Linked DNA regions of Homo sapiens: region 2 is linked to region 1. A link is an interaction called in ENCODE POLR2A ChIA-PET data of the cell type or tissue named here. Cell type or tissue: endothelial cell of umbilical vein. All regions are shown on one strand. Links, peaks and the distances in the headings refer to the core of each region. The heading gives the core; the rest is flanking DNA. Region 1 overlaps PTPRK (protein tyrosine phosphatase receptor type K). Region 2 overlaps PTPRK (protein tyrosine phosphatase receptor type K).

Region 1 (9,772 bases), core at 617-8,616:
ACCAGACTAACTTTATTAGGGATAGTAATCAATCCTGGAAATGCACAAATCAATGGTTCCCGCCCCAATAAGGTGTTGCCAACAAGACCATATTAAGAACACAGACTGATATCACCTGTTTTAACAAGCTTTGAAGGATATCATATTTGATAAAAATGTACAGAATAGATATATCCTTTTTGTCATTGCTCACATAAAAGACAACACGTGATGTAACTGCAATGCCAACAAATCAGGTGACAAGAACAATAAGAGTCTTGACCTAAAAGGACCCCTCTTATTCTTTCAAAGCATTAGCCTCTGGAAAGGTAAATGCTGACATGACATCCTGCCCCTTCTCTGTCCCCTGCCCTTTACTTGACTACATGTGAAAGCAACAGGAAAAACTCTTAATAAAATTATATGCTTTTCTAAAATGTGTTGGCAACTGGAAGCAGCCTGTAGTATAACTGTCAATGAGCAAGGAGCAAGGATAGAGTACTTTCAGCCAATGGTGTGCCAAATTGTGAACAAACTGTGGAGAGAGTCCAGGAAAGATCTCAAGTGGATACTTCAGTGAACAGTAAGTAACTAAGAACTTCAAAGGATTGCCCTACAGACTCCTGAACCTAAATTAAAGGTAAAAACAACAGCCCTCAGAGCAATTAGCAGGCTTCAACTGGGATGTGCATTCCTGATAAGAATTAGCCGGGAAAGGGCACAATGTACCTTGCAAAATCTGAAACGTTGCCTAAGGAGTAAGCAATCAGAGCACCTGGGTTCTTCTGGCAATATCTGCGCTCACCTTTCCTGGTTGTGGGTTTGTCCGATACCCTAGTGCAAATAGATTGAAAGCCAGAGCCTGAATCACACTGGTTAAAATTTATGGTTTCTCATGTACACTATCATATTTAAGTATACTACTATCTAGTGTTTTCATTATAGAGATCTCCCATTTTCAGTTACTCATTTTCTGATTCAGTATCCTTTAGGTATTATTGTGACCAAAATATGTAGCAGTCTGCTTTCCAAATAATAAGTGAGTCACGATTCTGGGGTCCAGGACAAGCAAGTATACATCCCTGCTTTTAGAACTGTTTCATATTTAAATTTAGATGTGCCATAGAAGTTTTGAAGTTTTGTTAATGCTCCTTTTATTGAGACTGAATCTGGTCAAACAGTATACCAAAATGATAACAACTTAAGAAATTTACTTGTTTTTTTTTTTTTTTGAGACGGAGTCTCACTCTGTCACCAGGCTGGAGTGCAGTGGCGAAATCTCGGCTCGCTGCAACTTCTGCCTCCCGGGTTCATGCGATTCTCCTGCCTCAGCCTCTTGAGTAGCTGGGACTACAGGCCTGACCAACAGGAAGAAACCCCATCTCTACTAAAAATAGAAAATTAGCCATGCGTGGTGGCACATGCCTGCTATCCCAGCTACTCAGGAGGCTGAGGCAGGAGAATCGCTTGAACCTGGGAGGCGGAGGTTGCAGTGAGCTGAGATCGTGCCATTGCACTCCAGCCTGGGCAACAAGAGCGAAACTCTGTCTCAAAAAAAATAAATACACACATAAAATAAAAAATAAATGAAGATGAGTTTATGAAGACAGCTGCTGCCACCGCAATCACAAAGAAGACCTAGGTTAGTAGGAGCATCCAGTCAGAACACAAAGTTGCAAATATTGTAAGGACATTATCTCAGTGACATTCAAGCCTGCAGTGCAAAGAGCTTCTCCGGTAAGAAAGTTAACAGGGATTTCTAACATCTGGAGTGCACAAGTGTTACACAAGGAAAAGAGAAGTTTGTGTCAATTAAAGCTAGAAAAGATAGTGTTAAAAAGTTGGAAAAATAAAAGAAATCTAAAGCTCGAGTCTAACATAAAATCCTTCTCACAGCTTAGAAAAGCTTTCCTCTGTGTTGACAGGTCAAAGAGCAACTCTGCAAATGAGCTAATAATTGTCAAAACTTTAGCCAGACCTTTCCACCATGTGCCAGGACTAAGTGGCTTTACCCAGAGAACAGCAGCTTGAAAAAGTCTTGGGGTTCAAATAGATTTGAAACTACCTCATTGTTTTGTGAACTAAGGAAAATTAAATAGCTAGGCAACCTCCAAAAAGAAAAAGAAAAATGTTATATAGAATTCATAAACACGTTCTAAAAGCCAGTGCATTTGTTTAGCATATGTGTCAAATGCAAACAGAAGCAATAGTGATATTCCTTTCTCATTCTATAACCATTGGGGAAACAATATACCAACATTCTTAGGCATTAAAGAGATCCCTCTTATCTTGTTGATTAATTCTAATTCTCTCATTCTAAATCTGAGTGCTACTCCCAGATAGGACATAATACTTACTGGGATGGGCACTGCTTGGAGTGGCAGAGATTTCATTCCTCCACTTTCTGGTCAATTCTTATTTTAACCTTATTCCCAATTTAGAATTTTCATATTTTATCATCTGAGATTAAATCGTTCTAGAAGGTAAGCAATTCTTTGTAGGCCAAAAACTTCCCACCTCCCTCAACCTACCTAGAGAATTTTAAATGCATTTTCCAAAGATGTTGGGTAGGTTTTTATACATGGCAAGACCCTGATCTCTACAAAAAAATTTTTAAAAATTAGCCAGGTATGGTGGCGCACACCTGTGGTCCCAGCAACTCTGAAGGCTGAGGCAGGAGTTTTGCTTGAGCCCAGGAGGTTGAGGCCACAGAGAGCTATGTTCACACCACTGCATTCCAGTCTGGTTGACAGAGTAAAACTCTGTCTCAAAAAAAAAAAAAAAAAAAAAAATTATTATAAGTCACTGTAACCTCTAACATAAAAAAAGAATAAGTTTGCTTCTTGTTTTCATAAACACTGGATTATATTCTATAAAGTGATGCTTGTGGTCTTTGTTAATCAGCATATTGAGCTGATTTACTTCAGGCATCCTATTATTTATTCTCTGGTGGTTTTATTTTAAAGTAAAAGATAATGTAGTTAGAGATTTTAAGAGATAACAGCATGAGATTAGATATTCTGCAAACACTGGCAATTTCATTAACAATAATAACTAAAATGGACAAATTTTATTAGTGTGCCAGGCACTCATTTAAGCACTGTAACTCAATATTTCTCAAAACCTACATCTGGAATGGGTACTTTCCCATTTTGAATATGTGGAAACTGAAGGAAAGTGGTCAGATCATGTAGTAAAAACATGTTGGAATGTATATTCCCACTCAAGCAGTCAAGTTCCAATGTCCGCACTCTTAAACACTATGCTCTATACTATGTGTGGAGATCAGCATTTGATAAGTATTCTTTTGCTTAAACACAAAATGGGCATAAAATATCAGTGACTCAACTAACAAAAAACAGTTTTTTAAATTTCTATTTTTGAACCTTGGGTATATGTAATCTAGTAACTTTAATTTGGCTTAGGAAAAATTTACACTTCTCCAAAATTGCTTTTCTCTCCTTAATTCACACTAGAGGCCCACTCTAGAGGCCATGTGGGCCTCTTTTAAGACAGAAGTTCAAAATCCCCATTTCCTGGTAAGACCGTGAGTGTACTTAAATAACTACTGTTGTCCCCTTCATAATGAATGACCAAACAGTGCCTTATGGGATGCAGGTGCCAGGGCAATTAGGTGATGGTCACAGCCCACCCTCATTCCTGGCTGATAGGACTCTGCCAGCCACTGGTCTCCCTCTCTTGTGGCTGCCCACTAGACAGGGCAATGGGCTACAGAAGCAATAGCAGAGAGAGGGCTGATCAAAGTCCAGGCAAGAGAGGCAGTTCATAAGCAGCTGCAGGTCAGAGCAAACAGGATTCTGCAGCCAAACAACCAGGGATTATGCATGTGAATATTCAGGTTGTAAATGCACATTGACATACACTGTAGTCTAAGAGGCTGTCCACCAATCTTCTTGATCCTGCTTCCAGAGGGAGAGTTAGTGACAGCAAACCTCCAGAAAACAAATGTGCTCTCTCCTCTGCCTGACTTTGTTTACATTTCGGATTACTCAAGTTTTGGGAAATTCCACTTGGCGGAATTTTACTATCATTGTGGCAATGTGTTTGTAATTCTTTTTCGGTAGGCTTTTACTTGTTTGGGTAGTTTTGAGACTATGGAAAGACTACTGATAGACTGGAATTATCCTAGGCAAGTTCTGAAGTGAATCAGCAAACTGTAAGACAGACAGAGCTTTGACACTTGCCACATCTCAGGAGTATGGTCAGTTATAAAATATATGGTCAGTTACCAACAAAGCCCCAAGCTTCACTTGTGAATCACTAGATGTGGGCAGCGATGCAAATATTACCATGCCTTAATAGTCATTAACATTATAAATGCTGCACAGGCACTGGGACAAGTCACTGCTGGCTTACTTGCCAGCATACCCAAAACCTGGCACAGCATGGGCACATAGTAAGGTGCTCAAAGATTCATGGAGTGAAAGAATAAATGAAAGGATATAAACCTCATCAGGATCATGCTCTTAAAAACCAGGCAGAACAGCTTAGATGGCAAGAGCATGTTCTAGCTTATCACGAAAATTTTTAAAAGGAAAAAAGTATACACACAACTTTCTATATATGATATATATAAGTACTTAAAACACATTTACATTTCTTTAATAACTTATTTTATAATCACATAATCTATATTGAATATCTGGAGGAAATACAAATACAGTAGGACCCCCTTACCCACAGTTTCACTTTCTGTGGTTTCAGTTGCCCTTGGCCAACTGTGGTCCAAAAATATTAAATGAAAAATTTCAAGCAGGGCTCTGTGGCTCACACCTGTAATCCCGCACTTTGGGAGGCTGAGGCGGCAGGTCACCTGAGGTCAGGAGTTCAAGACCAGCCTGGCCAACATGGCAAAATCCCGCCTCTACTAAAAACACAAAAAAATAGCCGGGCATGGTGGAGGCAGGTGCCTGTAATCCCAGCTACTTGGGATGCTGAGGCAGGAGAATCGCTTGAACCCAGGAGGCGGAGGTTGCGGTGAGCCAAGATCATGCCACTGCACTCCAGCCTGAGCAATAAGTGCGAAACTCCATCTCAAAAAAAAAAAAGAAAAGAAAAGAAAAGAAAACGAAAAAATTTCATAAATAAACAGCTTTTAAATTACACACCCTTCTGAGTGGCGTGATGAAATCACATGCTGTCTCACTCCGTCCTACCCGGGACATGAATCATCCCTTTGTCTAGTGTGTCCATATTGTACAGCCCACTTGCCTGTTAGTCACTCAGTAGCCATTTCCATTATCAGATTGAAACAACATGGTATAGTATATTTAAGGGTGGGTTCCATACGAGTTTCAGACGTCTACCGGGCACCTTGGAATGTATCCCCCAGAGATATGGGAGGGCTAGTGAACTACCTGGTAGCATTAAAGTTTATTTATACATACATAGGAAATACATATATGTGAAAAAAGTTGGGGGGACTGCTCTTTATGATACATGATTGCAGAATCACCCATTATTCACAAGAACCATGCTCATTCTTCTTTATTATACCACTTTCCCCAACATTGAGAGGCAATGTATCACTTAAACATGCAAATATATGAAGCATTTATTTATTGTTTTCATTTCCCTTCTTCAGCATACACACTTTTTGTGCCTTCAGCAATACTTTCCTTATTGTCAAAGTTTCTATTCCTAACAAAATTTACATTTTTATGGTAGTTTACAAATATAAAACTACTTTCACATATATTATTCATTTCACCTTAAAAGTGTCTGGTTCAGTAGACTAGACAAGACATTAAAGTCATTCTTCATTGTAATATTCTCATTTTGGTGATAAAGAAATGAAAGATCAAGCAGAAAGGACTGCTCCCAAATTTCAGAAAGTGACAGAGCTTAAGACTGGAACATAAGTCCTCCTGTAGCAAGGCCAGTGCTCTGTGCATTAAACAGCCTCCTGCATAGATCTCCAAAGGCATTGGTTCTGAGGTAGGTTGCTGCCAGCCCCTTCACCTCATTCATATATTTCCTGAGCATTTAAGTGTTGGTTTAGATAAAGGGGCATAATGAGTCAACACCAGATAGCAATCTGCTCCAACTGACCAGGTGGTTAGGGCAAATTATTACAAACTTCATCATTTAGGACTGACAGTCATCACATAAGGACATAAATAAGACAGAAAAAGAGTCATAAGTTATTATCATAAGTTATTTATGATAATAGACAAAAGTGTACGAAAACAAGCCTCCAGTGACAAAGGGAAGCATGATGAAGTCAGTAAACCTTCCTCCTCAACCACTGTCTACACCCCTATGTGCCAGGCCAGCTGCCCTGGCCATTGAAGGTCCATTACGGACCATTAAAGTGCCTGGAGACTATCCCCTGGCCTCAACTGGCACAGCCATGGTCCTCAGTCAAATCCACTAGCACTAACATGTGATTAAGACAGCCTGGGTAAATCTCTCATTAGGAGAGGAGGTAGCTAGGCAAACAGCTGCTACTTCTCTACATTTTATTCATTATTCAGTACCCCAAGATATTTCTTATAGCAACTCTTCCTAATATCCCATGTTGCTCAGATATACATAATAAATTTAGGCAGCAGAGGTTAGAGGATCAAAATTAAAAATAAAATCACCATCATCTCTTGAGGTTTTCAAAAATAGTAGAGTTAGTAGGTTTTGTCTGTGTCAATATCATTTACCACAGCTTACTTTACCCTTTGCTTTCTATTAAAAATAAATAAATGCATACATGCAAACACCTATACATGCATACATGTATAAATTCTGTCATGATATCTGAAAACCAAGCAGTTATCTAAGATAGTCTCTTGCATTCACAGACATATTATCACCTTATATGCAGACTACTATTCTAATCAAATCCAATCACTAAGTCAGGTTTATATTTGGAAATATTGTTTCAGAAATTTGGAATACAAGCCAAAAATTTTTTAATCTTAAATAATAATTATATAGATTACTGTTAAGGAAAATGATATATATATAGTATACATTAATATATGATACATATATAGTAAGAACACTAACCTATACATTAAAATCTTTAATTTGAGCTCAAGTTCTTCCTACCTGTATGACTTTGGGCAACTTACGTCAAATGAAGGGGTCATTAATTTCTAAGATCTTTTTTAACACCAAATTCTACAAATTTTTAATGTTAGACTAATTCAATACTGAGACAAGGAAAATAAAATAATGGAAATAATATAAATTCATGCTTTAAAGTAGTCCTTAAAGGGAAAGCCAATAAATAAACACTCTCAGATTAAAAACAGGTGATCTGTAAATGTATACAAGCCTGCCAGACACAAATTGCCTCTTTCCTCTCTTTCTCTTCCACGCTTTCCCACTTAGAGATCACCTAGTGGTCCACAACAGAGAACAATCTGATCCTACTGTCTCTTCCCCATCATCTCCCATCTTCTTTCTTCCCCATTAGAAAGATTACAAACCCTGGGCCAAGCCAATCAGCACACTAACTTCCCCTCAGTCAGAGCCTTAGATTCAATGGTTGGAAACAAGATCAGTGGATTCAAGCACTGTAAACCTTAGAGCCTTATCAGGTGCAACCAGCAGATAATTCACATTTCCTTAAGGGACTTGAACCTGGGATCTTGTTCGGTGGGAGCTGCCACAGCCATCGTGCCTCTATATGGAGCCTAAGAAGCTCCTGGAATACCCTAGAACTAAACTAAGCAGGCAGAGAAACATCATGTCTCAGTGGAATTACGTCAACTTCTAAATCAAGCTCCACCTGAACTGTAGTTAGGAGAGACAAATAAATTCACCTTTTGTTGCAACCAGTCTGGGTTACATTTTCTGCCAAGATGCAACCAAAGAAATGTCTAATCTTTAAACATTTGTGTACATTCATTAACGAATCTTGACTCTACCAGTGACTCATATAGCCACTTGGGACAAGTTATTACTTAACCCCTCGAGGCCTTAGTTTGTAAAATGGAGATGATCCTCATCTTAAAGGATATTGTGAGGATTTAAAATTATGTAAAACACTGATCACAGGCCCTAGCAGGTCATGGGCTCTCAGTAAATTACAGCTCATATTGTTATTTTTGCAATTGCTTTAGGAAAAGCTCTCTTCTCCAACATATAAGAAAATAAATGAACCTAATTATTGCTCATAAGAATAAAAGCAGTACTAGTAAAAAAGACAAGTTCCAGAATTTGGAGTCAAACTAGAAAAAGTAACTGTGAAGTTCTTGAAGATATACGAAAGTGCCCTCTCAGAGTCTCTCCACCACTACTTCTCCTCTAACAGTGATCAGTCTCCTATTAAATCTTTCTTTAAACATTAGTGTCTAAATTAAGTACATATGGAAATACACTGATTTACAGTTCATTAATTCAATAAATTATATATTTTATATTTAAGACAATATAGGTTATGCAGACTTTTATTTACAGTATCAAAAATATAGAGAACGTTGCTATTATCCCAAACTCCAGCTTCTGATCTCATGATACAGCCAACTGTAATGGGTGAACATTAATTTTTACTTCTTGTTTTTTATTAGTCTCTGCCATAACCACGTCATTATGCCAATATTTTCTGAATCACTAGTGAATGGCAAAAACAAATATAGCAGTTGTGATTTAATCAGAGACAACACTGTTGAAACAGCTAGCACAAGTAGACACATTTAGAATAGTAAATGGATAACAAAAAACACTTACAGGCTCATTAATAAGAAGGCAATTAGGTCTTCTGGGAAAATTCATTTTCTAAAAGAATGCTAAAGCAAGCTATAAAATGCAAGTAAAATTGTGTTTTGACATGAATAGTGTACACTGTCTATTACATCATAATTTTTCTCTTGAGAAAACTGACAAGAATCTCTGTTCTTAAATATGAGCACAAAAGATAATAAAAAGAACACCAGTTATATTTAATGCATTCTACCTACCAACTCCCATTCATTAAATTTGACTGTCCTATAAATGAGCTCCTTACTACAAAGATCTTAAATTACACTTAGATGAAAAAGAGAATTATAAAGCAAGAGACTGCTACTAGTAATGTCAGAGGGAATAGTATTTCCTGTATCAACATAACATTATGCTAAAAATGATTTGCATATAGCATGTTTGGTTCCTTGAAGAGTATGTTTATCTTTAAATATTCTTATACAAAATATTCATAACCAAAACTAGTCTTACTTTTAGTCTCTTATGAAAATATTTTTTTTCAAAGTCATCTGAGCATTCTTTTAAAAAGCTTGTATAGTACTGTTGTTTTGATGTGTCTGGAATATTAAATAATAATCAAGTAAATATTGATCAGAAATATACTCCAGGGGCCGGGCATGGTGGCTCACACCTGTAATCCCAGCATTTTAGAAGGCTAAAACAGGAATATCACTTCAGCTCAGGAGTTCGTGACCAGCCTGGGCAACATGGTAAAACCCCATCTTGACTAAAAATACAAAAATTAGCTGGGCATGGTGGCGCACCTGTAATCCCAGCTACTTGGAAGCCTGAAGCAGGAGAATCTCTTGAACCCAGGAGGCAGAAGTTTCAGTGAGCCGAGATCGTGCCACTGCACTCCAGCTTGGGTGACAGGGCAAGACTCCATCTCCAAAAAAAAAAAAAGAAAGAAAGAAAGAAAGAAATAAAGAAAAAGAAAAAGAAAGGAAAAAGAAATATAAATCCAAGGAAATGTATTTCAGGTTATCATTAATCCTTTTGCAATATTCTTGAAATTCTATGGTAAAGTTCATGTGACAATCTTTTTAAACTGAGCTTTCTTTGTCCTAGAGCAGTGTTTCCCAGAATTAAA
Region 2 (9,772 bases), core at 613-8,612, 120 kb before region 1:
GAAAGTAGCCTTCCTTATGGTTTAAACACATTTGTAGTTGTGCTTCCCATTACTTGCACTGGAAAAGGCATAAGAGATACAACTTCTGCCACACCTCCAAGTCAGCCCTGAAGCTTTTTGCTGCAGTCTCTAAAGAAAGATCTCTACATATACTTGTTTTATAAAGTTCAAAGGTTAAATCCTTATCCTATATCTCTATATACCTGGATTCCTAGCCTTGCCTTTCCCAAGACATAAAACCTTTGATAATTTACTTAGGTTCACCTGACTTCAGTTCCTTCACCTACAGAATGATGTAAATACATATTCCAAAGGCATTTTGGGAGAATTAAGTGAAATGACATATTTTAAATGCTTGGGATCAGACAGAAGGAGTCAGAGAATTATTTTTTAAGTATCCAGTAAGTCTGACCTAACATGGATAAAAATTACACACTCAAAACATAACTTTTGAATAGTCAAAATTGCCACCCTACTTTCCTATTTAATCTCCAACTCTTAAATAACTGAGGTGGGAGGAACATACAGAAATACATAACCAGCTTGATGAAGTTTGTAAAACTGTCCTATTTAATTTTATTCTCATAAACCTAGAAAAAGCAAGCCAGCGTCTTTTTAATCAGCATGGCTAGGTGGAGACTTCATGATGCTGTGAGCATTTCTAAGTTGTCATATGCTCTAAATTTAGAAAATGTTCACTTTTCATTGAAAAATACATCTCAGCCAATAATTTCCTCTTTGGTGAGGGAGTAGAGGTCTTTACAACATACCACTCTTGGCAGAAACTAGGTTGGAAAACTAACATTCTTCCAAGATTTTAAAGCATCTTTTATATGTAATGATAATCTAATATATAATCATAACTCCATATTTTTCACATTAATTATAAGAGATAATTAATATCATATATATTTTTAATAATTCCTAGTTACCTACCTTTTCTTGTTTGCTCGGTTTTTTTTTGTTTTTTTTTGTTTTTTTTGTTGTGTGTGTGTGTGTGTGTGTATGTATTTCCCTGGCATTCTTCTTGTGTTTGAAAGATAATAAGCTTTTAAACTGAGATAGTACCTACCTATCTTGAGTCAAGTTTATTTTTGGAGAGGAGAAGTATAAGGTCATAACTGTATTTTCGGTCACACTCCTACCAGGGAAAAGAAATTTTGAGTCTTTGGACTATGTATTGATTTTAAGGTATATGTTAAAGGTGACTATATAGTCTTTGAAATTGCTGTGTGTTCCTATCTTAATTCATCTAGGAGGTTGGAAGTTCTCTAGCACTGACACCTATATTCATTTTTATTTCCTTTTTTTTAATACTAGGCTATTCTTTTCCCCTGAAATATATTAGGACATATCTAACTTAGATGCATTATGTACCTGAAATATCAGGAAAAAATTCCAGTCTCAGCATGCCATTTCTGTCCACTGTAATTTAGACATTTTTCATGTTGCATTTATGTCTGCGAGGGTAACAGTCCTTACATTAAAAACCAGCCTTCATTAAGTGGCTTACCCTTCAAGTAGTCCATTACAGCCTTTCACTCTCTCACCTTGCACTGCTTCCAACTCCCACTGTTTTTAATAAGCAACTCAAATGTGGCAAACTATCTTCTCTGTGCAGAGGGCAAAAGCATCAATAGACAGATGATAACATGGTTTGGAAGAGCACATTGAAATAAGCCCATAATTCTCATCCTAAAATACCTCACTGCAAACAAAGACTTAAAATTATTTTCAAACCCTAGACTTTAGTCTGATTCCTTTCGTCCATGATTTTTTCTTTTACCATACATGCTCTAATGAGACAGCAGATAACATATGTGTTTCTAAAGGTTTGCTTAAACAGACACGCAGCAAGTGTTTATCAAATAACTAAAAATAACATACACATAAATCAAAGGAAGGGCAAAGCGTCTCCCCAAGGGATGAGAATATCATAGAGAAAATCCTGAAGCTTGGCAGCAATTCCAAACAACAGTGAGTCTCAGATTCCATTTCCCACAAAGGGTAAGAAACAGTCATTTAAAGCTTTCAAATTGTGGAAAGAAGTATTTTAAATGAAGTAGTAGAAGATCATTCTGGATTAAATCAAATAAATTATATAGCTCATTATATAGTGGATTTAAATAAATGCCCATGCCCAAGTCAAGGAAATTTGTCAACTCAACTGCAGTGATGAAGCACGGTGGTACTGGAACAAGAGTAACTTTTATATTAGACAGACAGATTTAAGTTCCAATTCTGTCCCTGGGTGACAATTATTCTATCACTCTCTGCCATGTTTTGTCTCTGGTAGATATGCTGTTAAGATATTCACTCCACTTATCTCCGAAATATCACCAATTTTATAAGGCTCTTGTGAAGATTAGAAGATACATGTCATGTCCCTGGTATAGTAAAACTCAGTAAGTGACCAGTAAGTGGTAGCTAATAGTAGTAAGTACTTTCATCTCAGAGATGCTTTTCTAAAAGTGCTTGAGTCTGCAACATCATTGTTTTCAAACTACCCTTTGGAGCCATATGTCTCTACGTGTTTTTCAGAGAAGCCATCTTGATGGAGCCAGGGTGGTATAGAGAAAGGGGTAGATGGTGAGAATGTAGGGGATTATAAAACAGATAAGTTCCAGGACCATTCATTCCTTGTCATTGATTTTAAATATTAAAGTGATAGAAAATATTATTTTTTTAAAAAAGAATTCTATTACTTAAAAAAAAATCTGAAAATCATTGAATGACGCATAACCTTCCAGCTTTAAACATCTGAAGTTTTCACGCTCCTTAGAATCTAACACCTATATCCAGTACTTTTTGAGGTTTTCCCATCTACGTTAATGGCCTCATGTTAAGCCCTTCCTCTCCCCATTACCACCAAATCTCTCAGTTCCCCTTAGGACAACTGCACATGTTCACACACACTCTCTTTGGTTGTGTTAACAGACAATGCTAAGTAGATGACAAAAAGAAAGTAAACCAACATTTTGGCCTGATTTTCTCAATCTCGTAATACAAAACTAGCGATAATATTGCAAGCTAATATTCATTGCCAATACTACATGCACAGAACTTTATTCTACCAATCTCTGCCATGTTTTGTCTCTGGAAGATACACTGTCAAATAATTCTGTTAATTCAGCTGTGTGAGATTTTTGACAGTTATGGCTTTGTAAAAAACTATGCTTTTTTATTAATCATCTATAATAGGGGGATGAAAATATTAGTCAAAGTGATCCACTACTTTTAGTAACTGATCACTGTTCCCAGAGAGAAAGAAAGCCTAAGTCAACATAACTTCCTTGAAATTTTTTCTCAGATGTATTAAAATGTGTTCCATGGCATATATAATATTATTTTAATAAATTATTACTAAATTAAATAAATTATTACTAAATCTTCTCTTATAAAACTAAGAGACTCATATCATTACTTAGGAAACTTAGCTGAAATCATGTTACCTATAACTTTTATTGTATGCATCAAATTATGGACACCCATGTCTTATTTAATTTTCACTTCATCACAGTATCAGAAGAAAGCCAGGTACAAAATCATGTGACCCATGCATGCTCCCCACTGAATAAAAAAACACACCAAATCTCTCCAAATAAATAATTGAAAAATGGTCCTGGAATTATCTGTTTTATAATCCCCTACATTCTCACCCCTACCCCTTTCTGTATACCACCTGGCTCCATCAAGGTGGCTCCTCAGAAAAACACTTAGAGACATATGGCCTTAAACTACTGAATCAGACCTCACTAAGTTTTATAAGGGAGGAGGAGTGGTTCCTTACTTCAATCTTCAGAGTAATTTAACAACAAAGGGCTTTCATTTTTTACTATATATACAGTGTGTGCATTTTAAATAAAGAACTCTGTACAGTTATTTTCATTATTATCAGTGAAAACACTAGACTGAAGGTGGGATACAATTCAGTCATAATTTTAAATACTATCAAATAAGTTCTCTAGAGACTCTAAACTAAAATTCAATTAGCTATTTTGCAAAAACCTGTTAAAAATAAAAAGCAGTTATAATTACAGTCAAAGATAAATGTATTGAGATGTCAGTCACAATCCCTACTCTCAGATCTAGGAGAGAACATATAGTAAAATGGTCAAATAAATTTATTTCATGAGGTCATAAGCATAAAAAAATTGACAAACAATGTCAAGAACACACATGTCTTTGAGATCAAAGAATGATTTCTAGTTCTATGCAACAGCTCTTATTCTCTATGGGTTCTGAAAATATATATACAATAGACTTTTGAGGGACAGAAGATCGGAATTTGACAAGCAAAAGTCAAAAACAAAAAGAGAGAAAGAAATATGAAAAGAGAACACTTTTTTGATAGAATTAACAACATTTAAGTGTATCCAATATAGATAGGTAATATTTATAAAGACTAAGGTCAAATCTTAATAATTATGTAAGGGTCTAATTACATAAAAATCTCAACTCAATATAATGTTTGGTAAATGGGGTATTTTTGAATTCAATTAATTTTCTAACAAGAGGAAAAACATCTTGTTTAATTCTTGACAAAAATATTTTAAAACTTACATTACAGAAGTTGACATTTTTGTCTAAGAAAAATAATTTTTTTTGAGAAATAAAACACAAAAAAATATGGTCTATGTTCATAAGGACTTTTTTTTTTTTTTTTTTTTAAGACAGAGTCTCACTCTGTTACCCAGGCTGCAGTGCAGTGGCCTGATCTCGGCTCACTGCAACCTCCGCCTCCCAGTTCAAGCAATTCTCCTTCCTCAGCCTCCTGAGTAGCTGGGATTACAGGCAGCTGCCACCATGCCTGACTAATTTTTCTATTTTTAGTAGAGACGGGGTTTCACCATGTTGCTCAGGCTGGTCTCGAACTCCTAACCTCGTGATCCGCCCGCCTCGGTCTTCCAAAGTGCTGGGATTACAGGCGTGAGCCACCACGCCCGGCTGTTCATAAGGACCTTATAGTCTAATGGACAGAAGGACATATAAGAAATATACTATAAAAATAGCTACAATTTAAGTAGTACATAGTACAGTGGGCCGCATCTTCTGATATGAGGATAGAAGAAACAGAGTTTCAAGCCAGTCAGGAAAATCTTCTCAAAGCAGGTAGAACGTGAGAAGACACAGTAAAAATGGGTAAGAGATTAACGAATGGATAAGCAGACAAAGAAATATTTCAGCAGAGGGAAAAGAACAATACAAGGCCCACACAAAGATATCAGCGAACACAGTATTTATTTAGTAGGGAGGAGAGAATCCAGTATGGTAAGAAAACTAGAAGTTTGGACCCATTTGAGGATATCTATTTTATATCTTTTGTTCTAATCCATGACATTTTATTTATTATTTTAGTTTCCCAGCCTTGTGTGCATTGGTTTTTATTTTTTTCAATTTACATTGACATATCAGATACATAAAGAAAAGTACACAACTCATCATTGCACACAGCTCAATGACTTTTTACAGATTTCAGCACACCTCAAACTGTAAAACGCCATCCAGATTAAGAAATAGAATATCATCACCAGCATCTGGAAGACTCCTTCATGCCACCTGACAAGCACTAACCATCATTACCCAAACCCTCCTTCAAGTAAATAATATGCTGATTTCTAATATCATTGATTAGTTTTGCCTGTTTCTGAAACTTACATAATTTATATAAATGTATATAATACATACTCTCTTGCATCTGGTTTCTCTCCCTTAAGATTGTGTTTGCGAAATTCATTCATGTTATTGTATAAAGCAATGGTTCTTTCATTTATTTGCAGTACAATATTTCACTTTATGAATATGCCACCATTTATTTATACATTGCACTGCTGACAGACATTTGGGTTGTTTTTAGCTTGGAACTATTATGAATGCTGATGCTATCAACATTCTTGCACATGTCTTTTGGTGAACATGCATACTCAGTCCTGCTGGGCTTATACCCAAGAATGGATTTGCTGGTCACAAGGTTGTACAGATTTATGCTCCAACAGTAGTATTAGAGGGTTTTACTTATTCTACATTCTTACCAACACTTGGAATTAAAATTTTCATTTTTCCACTGATTGTACAGTAGTTTCTCACTGTGTTTTAAATATGCATTTCTTTGATGACTGAGTTAAGTAGGTGTTCATAATTTCATATGATTTGGGGACACTAGAACTGTCTTATGAAGTACTCATTCTTCTGCATGCTATTTTTTATTCTATTTGGCAGACCTTTCAGTCATCATCATTGTAATCTGACCAAACTAGTATGTGGAACTGTGTAGTAAGTAGTAAGTAGGAACTGCTACAGAACATTTTAAGCAATGATTGATGGTACTGTATCTCCTCATGAATAGAAACAATTTTTTTTATTATTCTCTACTATCTATCTTCAGTCTTCTTTCATTCTAATCTATTTATTCATCCTTTTTTCTCTCACTCTTGGCTTTCAGTCCAAAAAGTTAATAAACAGAAGCCAGTTAATAGCACCAAGTATCACACAGTTCAATAACAAGTTAGGTTTGGAGAGCCAGCTTTTATAGAGTTCCCAAACATTTGGGGTTTTTTGTTTGTTTTGTTTTTGTTTGTGTTTTTAAAGTACATAAAGAAAATAAGCATGCTTGCTAATTTATGTGACAATAAAAAGATCATAACATTTTAGCATGAAAAATCTAAATGTCTCCTTTACACCAATTTATGAGCAAGGAATATTCAGTCAGCACTTTAAAGGAATATCAGAAGGAAAATGAAAAAAATAGTATCTATTATAAAAAGAGATGACTAAAAGAATAACATACATGAGTGCTTTCTCTCACCTCTCTGAAGACTAAACACTGTTTCATTCGGCAAAGTGGCCGTGACCTTTTTCCCTCCTCTGCATGATTAATTACTTAATGTCCTATTAATTGGAAGATATGGCTGAATTTCAAATGCTTTCATTTTCTGTGCATATCATCCTGTACTGTAACCACCGATTAAGCTGTTCATCAAAGGTGAGCCAACAAGGTCATCTGAGCAGTAATTCTTCAACTATTCATTACCCACCATCAATGGTAATTAGCAATGGTAACATTTCCATAAATCAACATCTTTCTTATTATTCTATGATGATAAACATTCAAAATGTGTGCATCCCAGCCCACCCACATCCTTTAATTTTATATGAAAAGTTTAGTCTAAATATACCACAGAGAAAATTCAGGTGAAAAATTACAGTAGTTTAATTAAAATGCACCAGGAAAATAAGGTTACATACCTTTGAAAGAAAAAATACAAATCTACGCACAAAATTAAATGAGTCTGCTGACAAAGTAGGGGTCAAATATAAGAAACAAAGAGTGTCAACCACACAGTTCCAGTTTTCCCTCTGCAAAGGAAATTATGGCTCAGTTCAGCCTCAAAAATAACCATTTCCTACTCAATCACGGAGAGTGACAATTCAGAGTAAAAAGCAAATTTAATTCATTCTATTATAAAAGTACACATCACGGGGGAACCAACACAAAATTTTTCAAGGAAATATTTACCATATTCATTTACAAACTAAAAATTACATTTAGAAATGTAACTTTTAGGTTTTATTTACTTTGTGTGCTTGTGATAAATTGTTTATTGTTGATGTTTTCACTTTTTTTTTTAAATCACATTGATCAGCAAGTTCAGGGATGCTGCTGATAGAATTTTCTCTCTTCAATAAGCAGAATTAACATTTTCATTTCTAATGGCTATGTCTAAAATTGTCATATCTAAAATTCACACTCAAGAAGGACTTACTCTTTTTGTAGAAAAATTAATTCTAAACCATTTTTAATCATAATAAAAATACTAAATATACTTTGAAACCTAAATTATTAGTACTAAGCAATCAGCACATTAATTATATTATATATTATAATAGCATAATGATAATATATTATATATACATAACTATATATAATATATAATTATGTACTATTTTTGTTTCTTTCTAAATATTGGAAGGAAAAGAGTTTGTTCTCTTTCATGTTGTATTTTTAAATTCCTGTTTACATTTTAATGTCACAATTTAATGTTATTGCTAAGCATATACGCACAGAACTTGGAATTTGCTCCAGATTAATATGCAGAATTGAAAGCACAACTATTAGTCCAATATTGTATGAAATGGTATGTAAATATTGACATCCTATGTTAATGTGTTTTTCCTAAGATGAAACATAATGCACACTGTTTTAAACAATTATAAATTATATTATCTCCCAAAACCCAAAATCAAAGGATATAACAAAGTAAGGTAAAAAACGAAAAGATGCTGGGCGCGGTGGCTCACGCTTGTAATCCCAGCAGTTTGGGAGGCCGAGGCGGGCGGATCACGAGGTCAGGAGTTCGAGACCAGCCTGACCAACACAGTGAAACCCCGCCTCCACTAAAAATACAAAAATTAGCTGGGCGTGGCAGTGCACGCCTGTAGTCCCAGCTACTCAGGAGGCTAAGGCAGGGGAATCACTTGAACCTGGGAGGCAGAGATCGCAGTGAGCAGAGATCAGGCCACTGCATTCCAGCCTGGGTGACAGAGTGAGACTCCATATCAAAAAACAACAACAACAACAAAAGAACAGATCTGGCCCTATTTCTCTATAATTCCCACATAAAAGATCTCCATTTGATACTTTTGTCTCCACACTGCCTCCCCTCAGAGTCACTGGCATGCTCATGACCACTGGGAGAAAGACACAACCTCTCTCCTTACAATGTAATAAAATTCTTTCCCTTCAGTCTGATTGGATCCAACATATACAATTTAATTGAATAACTACGAAAAGAGCTGATCCCACATTTGAGAATTTTTTGGAAAGGATTTTTTTTTGTTTATTCTGTTTTTTCTTTTATTTTTTGATTTTTGGTTTGTCACTTGGGTTTTTATTAAATAGAAAAAAACACTAATACTTATCTTTTTTTTTTCAAAGACAACAAGGAATACAGAATTACAGAAAGTTATTAAGGGAAAGGCAAAGAATAAGGCTCTTAGAAGTGATCCAGTAGCACAATAATTTAGCTTATTATAACCATTAAATTATTGTTGTTACACTTTAAATAAGAAAATCATAGATACTGCAAAACTATTCCCCCAACACTGACTAAACAGAGTGACTCTCACCTTGGGGCATCTCGGGTGGTAGATAATGAGGCTCTTGAGCACTAACATGCACCCATTCAAAGTCATCATACAGATCCTGGTGGTAATCACAGGCCCCTGGACCATCATCAAAAGTACAGCCACCTAGGAGAAAAGAAGACTACTGTTACATTCTAAACAGATTTTCCAAACATAACGAAAGTTCTGGAGAAGGAAATGTTATATTGATATATATAATGTTACTCACAATCTTAATAATAAATGGTACTCCTGTTTATCACTATTCTCTTTAAATTTTCACAGAAAAATAAATGTCTATCAGTACTTTCTGTTTGAAAAAGAAGCCCATTTGAGACCCAGAAGGAAGACTGAGGCACAGATTTTGAATTATTAAAAATAATAGATACATGCATAAGTCAGGCTTTCTTGAAATATACAAAGTGTTAGTGGTAGAGGATCTTGACTGCAAGTTGTCCAGGTTCTTGGCGTCTTGAACAAAGAATTGGACAAAATCCACACCAAAGCGAGGAAAGAATGAAGTAACGAAAGCAGAGATTTACTGAAAATGAAAGTACACTCCACACTGTGGGAGTGCGCGAGCAGCAGCTCAAGGGAACAGTACGGAATCTTCTCAGGTCCAAATACCTCCCTAGAGGTTTCCGATTGG

What was found. ChIA-PET counts read pairs that join two places held together with the same protein. Peaks named below come from ENCODE experiments on the same cell type or tissue, not always from the same donor. Only the 100,000 strongest peaks of a DNase experiment are listed, where the experiment ranks them.
Region 2: POLR2A ChIA-PET joins it to region 1 with 10 read pairs; 2 of 35 experiments call an interaction of 5 or more read pairs at or near these places.

Annotation. Positions count from the first base shown.
Region 1 is chr6:128,503,912-128,513,683 of GRCh38, forward strand. All of the region lies in intron 1 of PTPRK (protein tyrosine phosphatase receptor type K), which reads right to left. Among named protein-coding and RNA genes, the nearest start is that of PTPRK, 12 kb to the right of the region's middle. In endothelial cell of umbilical vein, for the core only: no CTCF peak of the experiment used is centred there; DNase peaks (open chromatin) are centred at 4,110, 5,180 and 6,040; H3K27ac peaks cover 4,768 bases.
Region 2 is chr6:128,388,440-128,398,211 of GRCh38, forward strand. It overlaps PTPRK (protein tyrosine phosphatase receptor type K), which reads right to left. Exons shown (of 30, transcript NM_002844.4): 2 at 9,127-9,249. Among named protein-coding and RNA genes, the nearest start is that of PTPRK, 130 kb to the right of the region's middle. In endothelial cell of umbilical vein, for the core only: no CTCF peak of the experiment used is centred there; no DNase peak of the experiment used is centred there.